Regions from separate parts of the Mus musculus genome. Here region 1 is linked to region 2. Evidence: chromatin loops called from intact Hi-C (ENCODE). Cell type or tissue: heart. All regions are shown on one strand. Links, peaks and the distances in the headings refer to the core of each region. The heading gives the core; the rest is flanking DNA.

The links. A loop is a pair of places that touch in the nucleus more often than their neighbours do. Peaks named below come from ENCODE experiments on the same cell type or tissue, not always from the same donor. Only the 100,000 strongest peaks of a DNase experiment are listed, where the experiment ranks them.
Region 1: it touches region 2 in a loop (2.4-fold over the local background); 2 of 42 quality-filtered maps call a loop at or near these places.

What each region holds. Positions count from the first base shown.
Region 1 is chr15:77,397,488-77,400,402 of GRCm38, forward strand. It overlaps Apol7a (apolipoprotein L 7a), which reads right to left and starts at 1,623. Exons shown (of 5, transcript NM_001164640.1): 1 at 1,451-1,623. In heart, for the core only: a CTCF peak has its summit at 1,783 (motif pointing left); no DNase peak of the experiment used is centred there.
Region 2 is chr15:77,533,796-77,536,710 of GRCm38, forward strand. No RefSeq gene overlaps it. Among named protein-coding and RNA genes, the nearest start is that of Apol7c, 1.9 kb to the left of the region's middle. In heart, for the core only: no CTCF peak of the experiment used is centred there; no DNase peak of the experiment used is centred there.

The DNA of each region.
Region 1 (2,915 bases), core at 301-2,800, 140 kb before region 2:
TGTTTGTATCACACGTGTGTGGTGTAGTGTGTGTGCTATAAACGGCTCTTCTGTATCCACAGCGCTGCCTTGTGCCAAGTACCAGGTTCTCAGCTTAGCAAATTCACTGGGGTCACCTGTGGCTTCCCAGGGACCACACCCTCCTTGCTTCTGTGATATCCTTGTCCCATCAGACCCTGGAGTCCTGCCTGGTCCCTGCCGGGCCGTGGGCTGCCCTGGACTCCTGCTTGTCTCCATGACTCCTGGACCTTATCATATGTAAATACTAATGCAGAGAATGTCCTCATTCCTGTCAGTGCCTGCATTTGAGATTAACCTTATGCTATTTGTATAAGTAGATAACTGGGTTAAAGGACGTTCACATCTAAACACAGGCCGTGTGTGAGAGTGTTCACTCCTTGTTCTCACCAGTGATCAGGTGATTTTGCAGAGGGGTGGACCTCATAAAAACAGAAACAGAAACTGCACTGAGATTGCCTTGGGAGCTAAGGAAGAAGGAAAGAAACTGCGGTTAGCAGTATAGGGAAAAGGCGCCAGCCCCTCCTCCTGGGACCTGACTAAACGGAGAATGAATGTACGTGTTGCTATGGTGAGAGCTGAAGACAGTGGTGACTCAGTCTCAGAACCACTCTCCACCCTTCTAACCCATAACTCCCTTTTCTTGCCAAAGCTCTCCAAGTGTCCATGTAGCCTCGTCTGGCCTCACACGCACTGTGTAGGTTGAGAGAATCTTGAACTCCTAATCTTAGGCCTGCACCACCCAAGTGCCAGGATAGCAGCCGTGTCCCCCGACCCCCACCCCCTCGCTCAAGCTTTCCCATACTCACATGAAGTCAAAAGATGATAGGAAGAGAATCTTTTAAGAAACGGAAGAACAGGTCAGAGTCTGAGACATGGCATGTGTTCTGAAGTCCCCTCCCCAAAGGGAAACCAAAGTCAGCTCCTGAGGCCCAGACTCCTGTTCAATGCTGCTAACAGGGACTTGGGACTTTAGGGGACAGGGGTGGAGTCATCTCATCAGTAAAAAAAAGAAAATCATATAAATACAAAGATGCACTTTAAAGCTCACCCAGTGGCCAAAGAATTTACATGTTGGGAAGATGTCTATTGATCCTGCTCTTGGGGCACATCTCTGCTGTAGCTGTCAGGTTGCAGGATGTGGAGTTTTATAGGACAGTCACAACACCCTGCCAGGCCTGTCGGATGCCCAGGTGGGGCCACACATCCATATCTCAAGCAGGCAGCAGAGTGAGCAGAGGAAACCTTGTGCAGGGGTCTGAGGCGAAGCTCAGACTAGCTCGCTTGTAAGGCCAGAGTGGGGTAGGGGGAACTGACCATCTGTCCTCATCAGGGTTCTCTAGAGCAACAGAGCTTACAGAAGGCGCCTCTCTCTGTATATAGAATCTCTGTATATAGAGTTAATATAGATTCATGAATTAGAATGACTCACAGACTCTGGTTTAGCTAGTCCAACAAAGGCTGTCTACGCATGGCAGGTTGGAGACTCCCGTAGCTGCTCAGTCCACAGGGCTGGATGTCTCAGCTGGTTTTTAGTACACTCTGGAATCCTAGTGCCATTGTAGAAACGGACTTGCTAGTGAGGTGCGGCAAGCCGGCAAGAGCAAAAGCTTCCTTCTTCCAGTCTTTATGTAAGCTTCCAGCAGGTGTGGCCCAGATTAGAGGCTGGCCTTACCTTCTCAGTTGGTCTGTCCTAACAGCCATCATAGCACCGAAACAGAGTCCACAGCACACATGGGTGCTGCGCCACCTAGAGGCAAAAACTGTTAGGACACAAAAACTTTTGGAAATGTGTGTAATGAACTTTGAAATACACAGCTGTATGGAGCTAAGTGTGATCGGGAACTGTGTGCGTGCCTGCGTATAGGTTCACTGTGTTAGCATGTTGTTTAAACTGGTTCAAGGAATACCGAATGGCTGAGAAGCACCTGAAAAAATGTTCAACATCCTTAATCATCAGGGAAATGCAAATCAAAACAACCCTGAGATTCCACCTCACACCAGTCAGAATGGCTAAGATCAAAAATTCAGGTGACAGCAGATGCTGGCGAGGATGTGAAGAAAGAGGAACACTCCTCCATTGTTGGTGGAATTGCAAGCTTGTACAACCACTCTGGAAATCAGTCTGGCGGTTCCTCAGAAAATTGGACATAGTACTACTGGAGGATCCCGAAATACCTCTCCTGGGCATATATCCAGAAGATGTTCCAACCGGTAAGAAGGACACATGCTCTTCTATGTTCATAGCAGCCTTATTTATAATAGCCAGAAGCTGGAAAGAACCCAGATGCCCCTCAACAGAGGAATGGATACAGAAAATGTGGTACATTTATACAATGGAATACTACTCAGCTATTAAAAAGAATAAATTTATGAAATTCCTAGGCAAATGGATGGACCTAGAGGGCATCATCCTGAGTGAGGTAACCCAATCACAAAGGAACTCACACAATATGTACTCACTGATAAGTGGATATTAGCCCAGAAACTTAGGATACCCAAGATATAAGATACAATTTGCTAAATGCATGAAACTCAAGAACAACGAAGACCAAAGTGTGGACACTTTGCCCCTTCTTAGAATTGGGAACAAAACACCCATGGAAGGAGTTACAGAGACAAAGTTTGGAGCTGTGACAAAAGGATGGACCATCTAGAGACTGCCATATCTGGGGATCCATCCCATAATCAGCTTCCAAACGCTGACACCATTGCATACACTAGCAAGATTTTGTTGAAAGGACCCATATATAGCTGTCTCTTCTGAGACTATGCCAGGGCCTAGCAAACACAGAAGTGGATGCTCACAGTCAGCTATTGGATGGATCACAGGGCCCCCAATGGAGGAGCTAGAGAAAGTACCCAAGGAGCTAAAGGGGTCTGCAACCCTATAGGTG
Region 2 (2,915 bases), core at 122-2,621:
TAGTCCTTGGTAGGCCCTCAGATCTTAGCACAGCTGACTCCATGTTGGAAGTACCATTAGGCCATAAATCTCAGCATATACACAGCACCACATACAAAAACAAAAACAAAGACCTAGTCCTTCAAAGTCCGTAGTTCTGAGAAATTATCTAGATGTAACCTGCCCTTTGTCTTCTATAATACCATTTCTGGTTAAGTGTTCTCCTTAATTGAATTGTGTCAACCCAGAATATGGTTTGGGGGGTTAACAGTTCAACCTGAGAAAAGTGCCAGCCTACGCTGGGATTCTGAACACTGTTGTAGTTGCTGGCTGGCACAATAAATATTTTCTATTGTGTCTAATCCATGTGTGGTGGTTTGAATATGCTTAGGCCATGAAGTGACACTCTTAAGAGGTGTGACCTTACTAGAGGAAGTGTGTCATATTGGGAGTGGGGCTTTGAGACCCTTCTCCTAGCTCCCTGGAAAGCGCTGTTCTTTTTGCCTTCAGAACAAGATGTAGAACTCTCTGCTTCTCCAGCACCATGGCTGCCTGGATGCTGCCATGGGACTTGCCATGATGTTAATGGACTGAACCTCAGAACCAGGAAACCAGTTTGAATTAAATGCTGTCCTTTATAAGAGTTGCCTTGGTTATGGTGTCTCTTTACAGCAGTGGAAACCCTAAATAAGAAAGACGTTGGTACTGAAAGATCCTGACAGGATGTAAAAGTTCACAGAAGCCCTGAAATTGGCAAAATAGATTTCATTGTTAGCAGAATTAGCTTCACTGATTTAGAAAAATAGAGGTGTGCAATGCTCTGGCCGCTCCTTGAACCTGTGTGTCTGCCAATGTTTTGACCATTCCTTGAACCCATGTGTGTACCCACTGATGAAGCCCATTGCCAGTGTTTGTGATATTGGTTGTTGAGAAAGAGTCAGAAAATCTCCCCAGCAACCACAGCCAGGCCAATCCGGAGTTGCTACACCTGAACCAGACTCTTTCCTTGTACCCCTCCCAAACCCATGTTTTGAGAATAGACATTGTTTAGATCTGGAAATCCCCTACTCCCTCCTTCTCCGTTCCCCCCTGAGGGCCTATAAAAACTGGGACCCCTTTCCCCTTGGGGTCGACTCCTCTACCCCTGCATGGGACACCAGTGGTCCCCAGAGCTCTGGATCCTGTGGTTTACATCAAGCTTGGTCTCTCCTGAGTTCTTGGGGGTCTGCTATTATCCCAAGACTTGAGTGAGGGTCTCCCTTCGGGGGTCTTTCAGTACCAGAGGTAGGGCATTGCTGTGCTAAGCCTGACTTTGTTTTTGTTTGGTACAATGTGGATTTGGGGGCTTTGGATGTGGAATGCCATGGAATGCTTTAAGTGGGACTTAATGGGCCATCCCAGTAGGAATATGGAAGCCATAGGTGCTGAGGACAATTTGAACTCTGGAGCTTGTCCTTATGGTATGTTGCTGCTTTTTGCCCTTATCTTAAGAATCTGACTAAATCGAAGGTAAAGAGATTTTGGCTAATTGCATGGACAAAGGAAGTCTCAGAAAAGAACAACATAGACTCTGGTTTATGCTCATGAAGTGCAGTCTGATTGAGTGTAGCAAGCTTAGAAAGGAAAAAATGCAACATGTATGGTGTATGTAATAAAAGCAAACCAGGAAGTGCAATGGAGCTAAGTCCTGTGTTTGAGGAGATAAACAGACTAAGGCAGTGGTGACTTCAGGGCAAGATCCCACCCGGGTAAGCTTATTGTTTATGTCTTTGCCATTGAACAATGAATAGTTATATCATGTTAGATGTTGTTTTTGCTTAGTTATAATATTCAATTGGACTTTTATCTGGAGTGAACTACACTCCAGAAACAGAGGACACATTTTGATCTGGATCCTGAGGAATAGTGTCCATGACAAGCTTAGGTCCCAGCATGGTGGTGCATGCCTTTAATCCCAGGAGAAGGAGGTAAGCAGATTTCTGAGTTCAAGGTCAGTCTACAGAGCAAGTTCCAGGACAGCCAGGCTTAGGCTGTGACAAAGCTGGAAAACAGAAAGCTGTAATAGAACAAGTGGGGGTGGGTGGGAGGGTCTGTGTTTCAGCTCCAGCAAGTAGCAGAACTCAGCAACTTCAGCCATGTGGCTCTGGTTTTAGAGTCAAGAATAGAAGGGACTACTGGGACTATTGATGGTGGTTAGCTGGAGCTAAGAAATTAGTGGTGGTTAAGAACAGACCAGCATCATTGAGGTGAAATCTGGGTAGTGTTTTCTGAGAGCACAAAGAAGCTGTGTTTCAGAGATATCCAAGATTGTTCCTCAGCCTGCAGCTGGACTTGGTATTGTATAAGAATTACCCAGGTGTCACTGGTTTTGACGGCATGAAGGGGTCATGAAGAGCAGCTGAGGCTTCCATGGTGAGAGGCCAGGGGGGCCATTGGTGAAGGTGTAGCCTCAGTCGCAGTTAATGGTCCAGGGCTGAAGAGGTCATGCAAAGAAGTGGAAGGCTGGCAGCATGAAGAGAACCTATGAGAGGCTTTTGGTGAAACTTAGTTGCAGCAGAAGACCCCTGTGTACTGAAGATGCCAGTACTGTGGGATTATCACCAAGAACAGCAGCAGCAGTGGAGTGGATCAACCAGAGCTTAGAGTGCTACAGAGGGCAGAGCTGGAGAAGTGATGCCCAGACCTTTGGAGAAGCCCAGAAGATCGTGTGTGGATCTCACACATTGGAACAAAAAGTTGTAATGTTTGAGTTACCTTGCATACCCTGAGTTTTTAGAGATGTCAGAGCTATGGGAAATCTGCCAAAGAAAGCTACTAAGTGGGAGTGGAATCAGCCCAGGGGAAAAAAATCTGTTGTTGTTGAATGCCAGCTCTGCCCACAGCAGTCCACAAGGGTGAGAACATCTGGAGACCTGAGGAGAATTTTGACACAGGGC